Linked DNA regions of Homo sapiens: all the other regions are linked to region 2. A link is an interaction called in ENCODE POLR2A ChIA-PET data of the cell type or tissue named here. Cell type or tissue: GM12878. All regions are shown on one strand. Region 1 has its middle 19 kb from the start of DDIT4-AS1. Region 2 overlaps ASCC1 (activating signal cointegrator 1 complex subunit 1). Region 3 has its middle 39 kb from the start of DDIT4.

Region 1 (5,000 bases), 80 kb after region 2:
GATGAAGGAGACTGGGAAAAGCGGTTTGGGCAGAACTAACAGTGTTTGTGAAGACCCAGAATTTAGAGAGCACGTGGCTCATTTAAAGAACTCACAGGGCCAGGTGAGGTGGCTCATGCCTATAATCCCAACACTTTGGGAGGCCGAGGCAGGCAGATCACCTGAGGTCAGGAGTTCGAGACCAGCCTGACTAACATAGTGAAACCCAGTATCTACTAAAAATACAAAAATTAGCTGGGCGTAGTGGCGGGCACCTGTAATCCCAGCTATTCGGGAGGCTGAGGCAGGAGACTCACTTGAACCCAGGAGGCGGAGGTTGCAGTGAGCTGAGATCACACCATTGCACTCCAGCCTGGGTGACAGACCGAGACTCCATCTCAAAAAAAAAAAAAAAAAAAGAAAGAACTGACAGAAGTTTCCTAAGCCTTCTGAACTCCAGCCAACAGGACGATCTTCCAACCCTCACTCTAGGGGAGACCCCAGGCATTGTTGTTACCAGATAGAAAGGAATCTACTGCTTTTTTATGGCCTTTCCCCAGGCCCCAAACCCCGGTCCTGGGAAACAGAAGGAATCCTCAAAAATGGCTGGGGCACACTGAGGCAAGAATGCCATGGGTGTGGTTGAGAAGGTAGCTTCTGGTCCAGATGCTGGAATCCTGGATTAAGACCCTGGGCAAATCACTTCCCACCTCTCTCTAGATCTCAATTTTCATGCTTCATGGATCCTCGGCATTTAGCACAACGTCCAATACTCCAGCTTTTTTGAATTAATGAACAGCTGCAGTTCCCATTTGTAAAAAGATTCCTTGCAATGCTAAGATTCTGGATCTGAGAGCCACAGTCATGCCTGCCCAGGACTCTTTGAGCAACAGAAGCACCATGAAAGGAACCAGCACAGTGCCCAGCACACCCACAGCAAATGTTTGTTGAACGAATGAGTGTTTCCCCTGAAGTCACTATAAGAGCTGTGATCCTTCCTTACTTTTCTCAACAGCTGCTCTGATCTCCAGCACTCCTAACCCTGTGCAGTTATTGTCACTCACCCACTCCAAGGCAGATGCCATGTTTCATGAAGGTAAACCCTGGCTCATGCCTTTAGTGCCCTATCCTAGAGGAAAAAGATCTAAGATGACTCTGTATGGAGTTGAGAGGTAGTACAAGAAAGAAAAAGACTAAGAGTTTCAATCTGAAAATTAACACATATCTCATTTTGCACTTTCTGTCTCCCCAAAGTCAAACCTGCCAGATGTTCTGTCCCACTCCTGTAAACAACTAAAACTCACCATGGTCTGCTGGCAGAGCTCTGAAATGGGCAAATGCTCCCTGATCCACCATACTGCCTACTTGCCCTGAGCCAGGTGGCTATAGGAAGGGCAAGAGTTCCCAGCTGGGCAAACCCTCAACACATTTTCCCTCTCTCGTGGGTTTCCAGGCTAGTCCGCAGAAGCCTGGTTCATCCACAACCGTACTGAAACATAGAATTAATTCCGGCTATACCCTGGGTGAGCTAGGCCATTATGGCAGCCAAACCACCACTTACAGCATAATTTCTATGGGAGAATGTGTTCTGAGCTCCAAGCAACCAAATTATAAGCGGGACATAGGCACACCCAGGCTCGAATCCCAGTTTTTTTTGTTCGTTTGTTTTGTTTTGTTTTTGAGATAGCGTTTCACTCTTGTCACCCAGGTTGGAGTGCAGTGGTGCAAATTTGGCTCACTGCAACCTCTGTCTCCCGGGTTCAAGCGATTTCCCTGCCTCAGCCTCTCAAGTAGCTGGGATTACAGGCGTGTGCCACCATGTCCAGCTAATTTTTGTATTTTTTTAGTAGAGACAGGGTTTAGTATTTTTAGCAGAAACAGGGTTTCACCATGTTGGCCAGGCTGGTCTCGAACTCCTGACCTCAGTTGATCTGCCCGCCTTGGCCTCCCAAAGTGCTGCAATTACAGGCATGAGCCACCGCACCCGGCCTCGAATCCCAGTATTATCACTTCCTAACGATGTGATCATGCGCAAGGCACCAGCCTCAGTTTCTTGCTTTGTAAAAAAACAAAACAAAAAAAAAAAAAACACCGCCTTTAGCCCAGGCATTGAGGCTCATGCCTGTAATCCCAACTGTTTGGGAGACCAAGGCAGGAGGAGTTCAAAACCAGCCTGGTCAACATAGAGAGACCCCATCTGTACAAAAGAAAAATTTTAAAATTTAGCTAGGCATGGTGGCACATGCCTGTAGTCGCAGCTACTCAGGAGGCTGAGGCAAAGGATCACTTCAGTCCAGGAGCTTGAGGCTGCAGTGAGCTATGATCATGCCACTGCACTTCAGCGTGGGTGACAGAGCAAGACTGTCAAAAAAAAAAAAAAAAACCAGAATACCTCTTCTAGAAGGTTCTAGTGTATAATAAATAGACACCTGTGAAAAGGCCTCAGCTGCTCCTGGCACACAGGGGCTTTTGCAGAGAGGCCCTGGAGACAAGACCCAGGCAGAGTCCCTCTGAGCGACTTATCCAGCTTTGCATAGGGGCATTACCACTGGACTTGGGCTCAGAGCAAGTGTTTATGAGATAAATGAGGTGCCGTCTCAGAATCACAGAGCACTCCTCTACCTTTGACCTTCTGCAGGCTTTCACTGGCTTCTAAGAGCCAAGAACCTTCTCCGCCCCCACCCAGCTCTCTCTCCCCTGCAATCTCTCCATGAACAGCATTGTTTTAGCTTCCTCTGCTCTGGGTCCTGGGAAGGGGCTTGGCCTCCAGAAGGGGCCAGATGCCCTGGCCTCTCACCCCAGGCCTGGAAGTTAGCCTGGCCTGCTAGCGGGCAGCCCAAAAGAGCCAGCAGAGAACCAGGGCACGCTCCCAGGAACACCAGGGCTGGTAGCAAGCCGACCTCCTCCCGCGGAGGCTGGGGTTTGGCCCCTCCTTCATCTGTTTGTTTCCCTGCTGCAGCCAGAACGGTCTGTACCCGAAGGATGGTGCTAACGGCCAAGGAATCCGTAGGGTCCTAAAGTTCGACCTACTTCCTTTCCTTGCCCTTGTTCCCCAAATTCAGGGTTTCCTGGCCATGGGCTTGTTGTCCCTTGCCTAGGGTCACTGGCACTGTGGAGATCAATCACCTTGAGTGAGGCCCCCTACACGGCACTGTGCTTCCCCCGGTCCACCCCCCAGGTGCCATGGCCCTGTAGCCTCCTCCCTGGTTCCAGTCCTGTCCATCTGTCAATAGGCCTCCCTCCCTGGCACTGCTCACTGGGTCTCAGTTGTCCAGCCCCCACCCCACCTCCTTACCCATCACCCCCAATCCTGCCATAGCAAAAAAAAAATTCTTGTGAAAAGAATATAAGCTCATGGTAAAAATCTACCAGTGTAAAAGGTGTAGAAAGAAAAAGTAGGCTGGGCACGGTGTCTCACGCCCATAATCCTAGCACTTGGGGAGGCTGAGGTGGGCAGATCACCTGAGGTCAGGGGTTCGAGACTAGCCTAGCCAACATGGCAAAACCCCATCTCTACTAAAAATACAAAAATTAGCCGGGTGTGGTGGCACAAGCCTGTAATTCCAGCTACTTGGGAGACTGAGGCAGGTGAATCGCTTGAACCCAGGAGGCAGAGGTTGCAGTGAGCCGAGATCACGCCACTGCACTCCAACCTGGGCAACAGAGTGAGACTCTCTCTGTCTTAAAAAAAAGAAAAAAAAGAAAAAGAAAAAACTTTTTTATCCCTCTTCAACAGCTTCTCCAGCATCCTTCTAGATGTTTTCTCAGCATGTTTAAAAGTGTGTATCTGCAGAGGAGTGTCCTCTTTTGTCTCCCCTCAGCCTGGGATTATACTGTACAAATTGTTCTGCAACCTGTTCCTGTCACCTCACAGCAGATCTTGGACATCTTTCCAAAATCTACCTCCCTCTTTTTAACACCCACATAATTTCCCATGATTGGGATGTACTGTAATTTATTTAACTGTTTTCCTACCAGAGACACTTAGGTGGTTTTCAGTTTTTGCAATCATGACCTAATTGTTTCCCTGCCTTAGGTCTCCAACCTCCAATCTGCCCTCCACACCACTGCTAGATTCCAATCCCCAATCTGATTTGTCATCCCCAGTATAAACCTCTTCCTGGTGGTAGGGTTATTCACTAGGTGTCTATTGCCCCCATATACCTTAAGCTGCTCAAGACCAGGTGTTGCCTTGGAGCTCCTGGCAAGGAACTCTCCAGACACGTCAACTCAGCACTTTCTGAGCCAGTCTCAGCACTGCCCTGGGGAAATGTATGGAGGTTCGCAGGCCATACGGATACTCATTCTTTTTTTTTTTTTTTTTTTTTTGAGACACAGTCTCACTCTCTCACCCAGGCTGGAGTGCAGTGGAACGATCTTGGCTCACCGCAACCTCTGCCTCCCAGGTTGAAGCGATTCTCCTGCCTCAGCCTCCCAAGTAACTGGGATTACAGGTGTGCACCACCACGCCCAGATAATTTTTGTATTTTTTTAGTAGAGACAGGGTTTTGCCATGTTGGCCAGGCTGGTCTTGAACTCCTGACCTCAGGTGATTCACCCACCTCTGCCTCCCAAAGTGCTGGGATTACAGGTGTGAGCCACCACGCCTGGCCTCATTCTTTTTTTTTTTTTTCATATATTATTATTGGAAACTCTGTGGGCTGGGCTTTTTGTGCAGGGCACCAGGAGATCCAGGACAAAATAGATACAAACCCTGGCCTCTTAGAGCTTGCAGTGTATTGGGAAAGTCAGGCATTGGACATCCACAGAGATAGATGAATGAATGATTACAAAGGGAATTAGTGGTTTGAAAGGAAACAGCAGGAGAGAAGAAGGGATTGCAGGCAACCGGGGAAGCCCCCTCTGAAGAGGTAACAAGCTGCAGTGGAGAGATACCAGCAGACTGTGGGATCTGGTTCCCACACTGGAACCAGATTCTGGACACTTCCCCTTTATTCTCCTCAAATGTACAAGAAGGGGAATCCCCCTTTCAGTTTTAACTTTCTGTGACAATAATAAGT
Region 2 (5,000 bases):
AGACAAAGGCAAGACAAGGAAGTCTAGGGTGCTGATAAGATTGTATCTCCAGCCTACACGGTGGTTATAAAAGCATCCATTTGTTCTGTATCGTCTTCTGATGTGTGTTACATTTAACAATTTTGAAGTTTTTTTAGAAAAACTCTAAGCACAAGGCTGGGTGCAGTGGCTCACGCCTGTAATCCCAGCACTTTGGGAGGCCGAGGCGGGCGGATCACGAGGTCAGGAGATCGAGACCAGCCTGGGCAACATGGTGAAACCCCGTCTCTACTAAAAATACAAAAAATTAGCCAGGCCTAGTGGTGCACAACTGTAATCCCAGCTACTTCGAGGGCTGAAGCAGGAAAATCGCTTGAACCCGGAAGGCAGAGGTTGCAGTGAGCCAAGATTGCACCACTGCACTGCTGTCTGGGCAAAAGAGCAAAACTCAGTCTCAAAAAAAAAAAAAAAAAAAAAGAAAAACTCTAAGCACAAATAAAAGAGGAAACAGTTTGTTTTTAAGCTTTTATAGATGTTGGGCTTTTTTTTCTTTTTTTCTTTTTCTTTTGTAGAAATGGGGTTGCGCTATGTTGACAAGGCTGGTCTTGAACTCCTGGCCTCAAGTGATCCGCTGGCCTCAGTCTCCCAAAGCGCTGGGATTACAGGCATGAGCCACTGCACCCAGCCCAATGTTGAGATGTTTTAAAGGTAAAATTACACTAGTTCCTCTAAAAATATATAATATATATATTATATATAATATTTTTATATTATATATATTACATATATTATATATTTTTATATTATATATTATATTTTTTATATTATATATTATATATTATATTTTTATATTATATATAATATATATTTTATATTTTTATATTATATATAATATTTTTATATTATATATATTATATATTATATTTTTATATTATATATATTATATATTATATTTTTATATTATATATTATATATTTTATATTATATATTATATTTTATATTTTTATATATGTTATATACAATATTTTTATATTATATATATATTTCTTATATTTTTTTATATATAAAATATAGTGACTAGAGAGAGAAAAATGAGGGAAAGAAATGCCCTGTCACTAGCATGCCAAATCAAGACTTAACTAGTAGAGCCAGACTCAATTCTAAAGGCCTGAAAGTGCACACAAGTACCTTTCTAGACCTGGAAATGACTAGGAAACATAAGGGGAAAATGGCCTAATGGTTTAAAATTCCCAGCTTACTATCTCAGTCACTTTGATATTCCATTGCTCTTTCTTCCTTTTTCTTTCTCTTTATTCTTCAACTTTCTCTTGCATAAATTTGCTCTAATACCCAGCTAGAAAAAGGAAGTTCTACAACTTTGCTTTCCCTGCCTTACCCTTTGGGAGCCTAGCACTCTAGTCAACTTGAGTTTACTTGCCAAGAAAACACCAAAACACCAAGTACTGGGAAACAAAACACACAGAAGGCAATGGAGCAAGACAAGGTACAGACAGGACACCTAAGGGTCACACGATCGAAAGTCCTTTTTGGAATTATGAGTCATAAGGGTTCAAATAATCCTTAACTCTACTGTAGACTATATAATTTACAAGTAACTCCACTGGACAGTCTTTTAATGAATGGAGAAACGCTCTAAATTCTGCCCTACCTCACAATGCCATCTACCAAGAGAAACTTTTCTCTTACTGAATTATCTAAATTTAATTTGGAACCAAACAACCTTCAAGGCAACGGCATAAATCTCTAGAGCCACTGTTTTTCTTTGCTCGGAATATATCATCATATTCCTGCCCCAAGCCCATTCACTGAGATGAATGAAGACCAACGAACATCAAATTCTTTACTGCAGGGGTTTAATTACACTGGGCCCTGCTCCAAGCTTGCCATTACTTGGAGCTGGAACTATCTTACTCCATTAGGTTGGCCACCCAGGCTGGCGCCTGAAAGTTCTAATGGTATTGACCTTCCACCCAGCAGGGAGAAGCAAAGAGTGAAGTAACAGGAATTTCCTGGGGCAGTTTTGTTTATGAAAATAAACATGTTTCTTTATGACTAAGTCACAACATCACTAAGCCTCAGTTTCTTTCTTGTTAAATAAGGCCTCATCCATGCATGCGAAAGCTTCCTCTAAAGAAAACTTATGTACATGCCTAAGTCACAGTTCACCGAGTTCAAGGTCATGTCCTGACTCATCAGTCCTGAGTGCATGGAGCTTAGCCCTCTCATTCAAACTGCAGCTCATGATTTACCACTAGCAGTCACCACATCATCACAGGCCCTTCACTGGCATCACTTTTAATCCAGCACCCTGGGCTCGAGTGGGGCAGAACTGCTAATAATACTATCAGTAGGAACAATTAACAAGACATAATAAAATCTACACATATCAAGCTTGGGGAAAAGGGCAGTAGACAGCAGTATGGATTGGTCCATCATGAAGCATTCTCTGCTTCCTTAAAGCTCAACCATCCTTTCCATGAGATGGGATACAACACAGGTGCAACTGCCAGAGCTGTCAGCAAGTAGAAGGGAGGCCTCTCTCCAGACATAGACCTGTAAGCTCACACTCCACTACATGCTAGTGAAGAATCTGATCCAAATGTGTAGCACCCAGAATGTAAATAATTTATAGCTCTCTGCCTTGGTGGTACATGCCAATTGCCAGAGACAAAAAATAATTCTCAAATCATATTCACATATATCATCTTTTAGGAACTCCAGGTATAACAAACGTTTGTGCCTTTAACCTGGAGTAGAGAGCCTAGGGTTCTAATTCTAACTTTGTCACAAACCAGCTGTAATTAGGCAAGTCATGTCACTTCTCTAGCCTCGGCTTCCTCCTCTGTAAAATAAGGGAGGTGGCCTGGTTTACCTGTAAGTCAAAGGACCTACAAACTTTTTACATGTTCCCACAAAACCTAAATAATTATCTGCTAACAAAATAGATTATGTGTGAGGGATCTACCAATTCACTTTCTGATATTCTATGCAAAGAAAAAGAGAAAATATGCATGCTTCCCCTATACTCGTTGTATTTTCTTTCTTTTTTTATGGCCAAATCTTGTAGAACTGTTTCTGGGCAGGTGATATGAAGTTCATTCATCTAAAGAAGTTATTCAAATAAGGCAAAGTGATGAAAAGAGCATTTGGCTGTGCAACCAGACAGGCCTATGTTCAAATTCTGCCACCTATCAGCAGCATGACCCTAGGTGAGTTACTCAGTTGCTATGAAGCTTAATTTCATCATCTATAAAACAGACAATACTTCTGTCTCAGGTTTGCTCTGCAGATGAAACACATATGAAGTCTCTGGCACACAGTAGTATGGAATAAATACAAGCTTCCCCCTCTTCCTTTTTACATGACTGTGCAGCACTAGACAAATGCCATCTTTGCTCTCCCTTTTAAAGCAGCACTGGAAGCTAAATTAGGCTCTGCTGAGTCATTTCCATTATTCTTTAAGAATGTTCAGAAAAGCTGACTTTGATTTGCAAGTCACTATGTGTTATTAACGAAATACTGTGTTAAGCTGTATAAGCTTTAGAAAAAAGGGTTTTGTTTCTCCTGGCTTATAAATTCTATTTATTCATACATAATTACAAGAAAGTGGAGAGGTTCTTAAAACGTGGACAAACATTCAAGCATGGGCTTTTATACTGACCAGAGAAAAGAACTTCTCATGCATTGTCTAAAGATCTTTACCCATTAAAGAGGAGTGAAGAGCATCTCCCCTCACTAAAGGATGCACCACCCCACTTACCTTAGATGAGCACAAAGAATCCTTCAGCCTACTCTTCTAAAAACTTCACTATTCCTCCATAGTTACTTGAAAGCACTAGTTAGCAAGGCATCTACTCAACTTACATTTATTCCCAAAGACAGACCCTGGTTCCTCTCACGTTTCTGATGGGTTAACAGCGCAAGAGAGATCTGTTGCTGCTTCTTAATGCCACTCCTTCCTTCCCCTCCATTTTGTAACCCATGGGATTACTACAAGTCTTACTTGGTACAGCAATAATTACAATTATAACAACAATAACATTCATTCGGCACTATGTGCCATGCTCTGCTCCAAACACCTTAAACTTATTAACTCATTTACTCTTCATATCAACACTGTAACATTAATACCATTATTATCCCCACTTCAGAGCAGAACTCTGAAATATCTTTGGAATATATCCCCTCCTGAATATGCCACAAACCCTATTCTTCTTTCAATAGACAGTATCGATAGCCTCCCAACTGGTACCTGCCTTGGTGCCCAACTCCTTACCTCTCAAGACATCCTCCACACTGCCTTCAATTTTTTTTCTGTGGTGCTAAGTTCATCACAGTCCTTGCTTAAAATCTTAACTAGTTTGTTTCTTTCTTTCTTTTGGAGACAGGGTCTCGCTCTGTCACCCAGGCTAGAGTGCAGTGGCACAATCATGGCTACTGTAACCTCTATCTCTGGACTCAAGCAATCCTCCTCCCACATCAGCCTCCCAAGTAGCTGGGACCTCAGGTACACACCACCATGCCTGGCTAATTTTTTTTATTTTTTGTGGACACAGAGTTTCACTATGTTGCCCAGGCTGGTTTCAAACTCCTGGACTCAAGGGATCCTCCCACCTCAGCCTCCCAAAGTGTTAAGATTACAGGTGTGAGCTACCATGCCCAGCCTTAACTATTTTCTTACTCTCTATAGGATATTACATTCAAAATCCTTAACCCACACAAGAGCTTTCACAACTTGGGTGCCATGTCATTTCCACTCTTAACTCCTACCTCTTCCTTACTCTACCTCTTTCTAAGTACCAGCCTTAACAAATTCCTCACTCTCCCCTGAATACCTCACAAGTGACATTTCCTCTGCGCAGAATGCTCCCTGCCCCCATTTGCCAGCCTGGCACAAACTCCTGTCCCTTCCAGACTGTTCAATTGTCAGCTCCCTTATCAAGCCTTCTGCAACCACTACAGAATTTCTCCTCTGGGTACACACTGCACTTATCTAGTAG
Region 3 (5,000 bases), 140 kb after region 2:
CTCACTGTAGAATGGGGATAATGATGACCTATAGAAGATAATTATCCATAGCCTCTCTAAGGGCTTTCTAGATTCTATATGGGCTTTTCCATAGGGTCTGTGGTTAGGACAGAGAGCAGGCACCCAGGAAGTGCTGAATCAGCGGGAGCCTTGCGGGTGGGGTGAGTATTGTTGGAGTCTTTCTGGAATCTGGCCCGTGGTTTTCCTCTCCGAGGCCGGCTGTCAGCCTCACCTCATGTTCACAGCATCCTGGCTGCCTGACCCTGATCCCGGAATGTCACCTGTCTGCTTCTCATGTTTCACCAGCGAAATGGGCATAACAACCGGTCCCCTCCTGCTCTGCCCCTTGCTCGCCCTCCCCCGTCTTCCCCTGGCCATCAGCAGCCCTTCTCTGTCTTGCCTCTTCAACTCAGTCTCTCCTTCTTGGCCGGCAAACCTGCTCCAGTCTTTTTTATCCTGGGAAACAGAGAGATGGATGCAGAAGGGAAAGAACACAAATGTGATTTGAGGATTGAGAAAAATCTGGGCTGAGCGGAAGAGCGCCCTGGCTGTCCCTGAGGAGCAAGTGCCAGCATGGGTGGAGCGCCAAGTCAGGCCATGCTGGAGAGCCAGTGCCTGGGGTGACATTGCCCTAAGCAGCACCACCTTACTTCCTGCTCTTGGTGGAAATCTGTGAGAGGGGTGGTGGGCAGATCCTGGCCTGGTCTGTGCTGAGCAACTGTGGATTTCCCCTTTTCCTACATGCAGAGACTTTCAAGCTCTGCCCACTGCTGGGAGCCACTGGAGAGCTGCTGGCTCCGGAGCACCATGGTAAATGGGTTGCCCCTAATCATTGGGATCCCAGGCAAGAGTACAAATGGAGAACCACACACCAGGTGTGTACATATTCAAAATGTGTACGCCAAGCTTAATCAGCTGTCATATAAAATAAATTCTATCTTCTACCTCCCCTCTGAATTTCAGAAAAACCTGGAAAGCCAGGTTTGAATCTGGAATTCCTGGACTCTTCAGAGTCCCTCTCTGGAATTCTGGGGCAAGGGACAGAGGGGCCTAGTTGTGTGACGTGCATGGTGGGGCTTTAAGGCAGTTGGCTCACTGGGTGAAAACACAAACCGTTTCAATCTGATCAATACTTTATGCTTTTTATTTTGTCCTAGGCCCGTGTGGCCAAAAGACCCAGAAGGCAGTTGAGCAGCTTAATTAAGACCTGCATTCAAGGCCGGGCGCGGTGGCTCACGCCTGTAATCCCAGCACCTTGGGAGGCCGAGGTGGGCAGATTACTAGGTCAGGAGATCGAGACCATCCTGGCTAACATGGTGAAACCCTGTCTCTACTAAAAATACAACAAATTAGCTGGGTGTGGTGGCGGGCGCCTGTAGTTCCAGCTACTCGGGAGGCTGAGGCAGGAGAGTGGTGTGAACCCGGGAGGCGGAGCTTGCAGTGAGCTGAGATCGCGCCACTGCACTCCAACCTGGGCAACAGAGCAAGACTGTCTCAAAAAAAAAAAAAAAAAAAAAAAAAAGACCTGCATTCAAATCCCTGCCAAAAGTGAGCAAATCAATTAACTTCTTTGAGGCTCAATTTCCCCATCTGTAAAATGGGACTAGTAATACCTCCCTGATAAAGTTACTGTGGTTACTCAAAGAGATAAGCCACGTAAAGCCCTTAGCATGGTCCTGGAACACAGTACTCACTCGGTAAGTTGAGAGCTATGACTGCTATTACAAGTTCTCCACACATGGGCAGTGACTGCCTCGGTGCAGGAAGCCGTCGCCCTGTCTCCTCCTTGCACACGTGAAACAGGTCACTCAGCTCAGCAGAAGCAGATCTGGAACTAGGGCTTCCAAGTTTCCCACCGCCCTGGATTTTGCTCCAGTGAAAAAGAAAAAAAAAATGATGGTACAACAATGTGAATGCTACACTTTAAGAATGGTTAAAATGTACATGTTATGTATATGTTATTATACCATTGTGTTGATTTGCTAGGGCTGCTGTAACAAATTACTGCAAACTGGGGGGCTTAACCAGCAGAAATATATTGTCTTGCAGCTCTGGAGGCTAGAAGTCCAAGATCAAGGTGTCAGCAGGATTGGTTCCTTCCAAGGGCTGGGAGGGAGAAGCTGTTCCATGTCTTAGGTCTGGCTCTGGAGGTTTCCTGGCCATCACTGGCATGACTTGGCTGGTGGAAGCATCACCCCAGCCTCTGCCTTTATCTTCACATGGCCCTCTCCCTGTGTGTGTGTCTCTCTGTCTGTCCAAAGTTCCTCCTTCTATTATTATTATTATTGAGATGGAGTCTCACTCTGTCACCCAGGCTGGAATGCAGTGGCACGATTTTGGCTCACTGCAACCTCTGCCTCCAGGTTCAAGCAATTCTCCTGCCTTAGCCTCCTGAGTAGTTGGGATTACAGGCACCTGCCACCGCACCCAGCTGATTTTTGTATTTTTAGTAAAGATGAGGGTTCAACATCTTGGCCAGGCTGGTCTTGAACTCCTGACCTCGTGATCCCCTGCCTCGGCCTCCCAAAGTGCTGAGATTACAGGCATGAGCCACCGCGCCCAGCCCCCCAATTCCCCCACTTTTTTTTAAGGACACTGGTTACGCTGGGTTAGGGTCTACCCTACTGACTTCGTTTTAACTTAATGACATCTGTAATGACCCTATCTAAATATTTCCAAATCAGGTCATATTCTGAGGTATTGGAGATTAGGTATTCAACATAATAGTTTTGAGGGAACATTATCCAACTTGTAGCAACCACAATGAAAAAAAAAAGTGTCTACCTTGTACTCGCTATCAGATTACAGACACGGGGAAAACACATTCTGTGAAGTTTCAGTGCTTTGCTCAGAGTAACTTTGCTCATAGTAGGTCTTCAAAATGTGTTTCTTAATTTGTGTTTAAATCTGATACCAAGCAGTTAAAAGGGTAGAAATCTCCCAGTTTCCAAGACGAGTCCTCTCCCGGCCATGAACTTAAAGGATTTTTCAATGATCAGCATTATTTCCAGACAAATACTTAATAAACTTTGTAAAAATAGCTACTCTCCATGTAAGATTTTTTTTTTTTTTTTTGAGACAGAGTTTCGCCCTGTTGCCCAGGCTCCTGTTGCCCAGGCTGGAGTGCAATGGCATGATCTTGGCTCACCGCAACCTCTGCCTCCCCGTTCAAGCGGTTCTCCTGCCTCAGCCTCCCAAGTAGCTGGGACTACAGGCATGTGCCACCACACCCGGCTAATTTTGTATTTTTAGTAGAGACGGGGTTTCTCCATGTTGGTCAGGCTGGTCTCGAACTCCCAACCTCAGGTGATCTGCTCACCTCAGCCTCCCAAAATGCTGGGATTACAGGCGTGAGCCACCCACCGTGCCCCAGCCTGGTTAAGTTTTTGCCACATTTGCTTGATCTGTGTAAAATTTTCCTGGTGAGCCATTTGAGAAGTCACATACTTGAGAATTTCCTAGGAATAGGCTGCTCTCCATAATCACATTGCCATTCTCACATGGGAGAAAACTAACAATGGTTCCATAATATCATCTCATATCCAGTTTATACTCAAATTTGACCAGGCTGATTTTTTAAACATTCTGAACCTAATGAATTCCAAATCTGTAAAGCTTAAGATTTTTTATTTTTTATTTAATTTATTTTTATTTTTTTTCTGAGATGGAGTCTCACTCTGTCCCCCAGGCTGGAGTGCAGTGGCGCAATCTCGGCCCACTGCAACCTCCCCTTCCTGGATTCAAGAGATTCTCCTGCCTCAGCCTTCGGAGTGGCTGGGACTACAGGCACCTACCACCACAACTAGCTAATATTTTTTATTTTTAGTAGAGATGGGGTTTAACCATGTCGCCAGGATGGTCTCCATCTCCTGAACTCATGATCCACCTGCCTCGGCCTCCCAAATTGCTGGGATTACAGGCGTGAGCCACCGCGTCCAGCCAAGCTTAAGGCCTTGACAGTATTACCTGTGCTATGGGAATTTTGGACCTTCAAAAAATGTAATTTAGGGCCAGCCACAGTGGCTCACATCTGTAATCCCAGCACTTTGGGAGGCCAAAGCAGGAGAATCACTTGAGCCCAGGAGTTTGAGACCACCCTGGGCAATATAGGGAGACCCCGTCTCTACAAAAGATTTAAAAATTAACTGAGCATGATGGTGAGTGCCTGTAGTCCCATCTACTTGGGAGGCTGAAGTGGGAGGATCACTTGAGCCCAGGAAGCGAAGGTTGCAGCAAGCGAGACTGTGCCACTGCACTCCAGCCTGGGCGATAGACCGAGACCCTGTCTCAATCAATCAATCAATCAATCAATCAGCTGAGCATGGTGGCACATGCCTGTAGTCCCAGCTACTAGGGAGGCTGAGGCAGGAGGATCGCTTAAGCGTGAGAGATCAAGGCTGCAGTGAGCTCTGATCACACCAGTGTATTCCAGCCTGGTGACACAGTGAGACTCTGTCTCTAAGAAAAAACGAAAAAAGAAAATGCAATTTGGCCGGGCGCAGTGGCTCACGCCTATAATCCCAACACTTAAGGAGGCCGAAGTGGGTGGATCACCTGAGGTCAGGAGTTCAAGACCAGCCTGGCCAACATGGTAAACCCTGTCTCTACTAAAAATACAAAAATTAGCCGAGCGTGGTGGTGGTCGCCTGTAATCCCAGCTACTTGGGAGGCTGAGGCAGGAGAATCACTTGAACCAGGAAAGGGGAGGTTGCAGTGAGCACAGATCACGCCTCTGCACTCCAGCCTTGTCAACAAGAGCGAAATTCCGTCTCAAAAAAAAAAAAAAAGAAAGCAAGAAAAAGCAACTTAACATGTAGAACTCTTTCTGGTCATGCCACATTGTTTCTTTTTCCTCATTTCCTTTCACTCACGAGCTCGAGCTCTTTTGAATGCTCAAACGTGTGCTTGTGGTGAGGTGCCCCTGGAATTCCTTTTATTCTAAGACAATGGCCTTCCAGGAGTACCTGCAGGAAGACCTGTTAAGACTGGCCTGGGACCTC

The links. ChIA-PET counts read pairs that join two places held together with the same protein. Peaks named below come from ENCODE experiments on the same cell type or tissue, not always from the same donor. Only the 100,000 strongest peaks of a DNase experiment are listed, where the experiment ranks them.
Region 1: POLR2A ChIA-PET joins it to region 2 with 5 read pairs; 8 of 35 experiments call an interaction of 5 or more read pairs at or near these places.
Region 3: POLR2A ChIA-PET joins it to region 2 with 8 read pairs; 7 of 35 experiments call an interaction of 5 or more read pairs at or near these places.

Annotation. Positions count from the first base shown.
Region 1 is chr10:72,252,330-72,257,329 of GRCh38, forward strand. No RefSeq gene overlaps it. Among named protein-coding and RNA genes, the nearest start is that of DDIT4-AS1, 19 kb to the right of the region's middle. RefSeq lists enhancers at 2,676-2,915, 2,802-3,096. In GM12878, a CTCF peak has its summit at 2,958; a DNase peak (open chromatin) is centred at 4,932; H3K4me3 peaks cover 402 bases; H3K27ac peaks cover 3,104 bases.
Region 2 is chr10:72,171,980-72,176,979 of GRCh38, forward strand. The region is part of intron 5 of ASCC1 (activating signal cointegrator 1 complex subunit 1); the gene reads right to left. Among named protein-coding and RNA genes, the nearest start is that of ANAPC16, 42 kb to the right of the region's middle. In GM12878, no CTCF peak of the experiment used is centred here; DNase peaks (open chromatin) are centred at 1,452, 2,182 and 3,282; H3K27ac peaks cover 3,193 bases.
Region 3 is chr10:72,310,199-72,315,198 of GRCh38, forward strand. No RefSeq gene overlaps it. Among named protein-coding and RNA genes, the nearest start is that of DDIT4, 39 kb to the left of the region's middle. RefSeq lists an enhancer at 1-968. In GM12878, no CTCF peak of the experiment used is centred here; no DNase peak of the experiment used is centred here.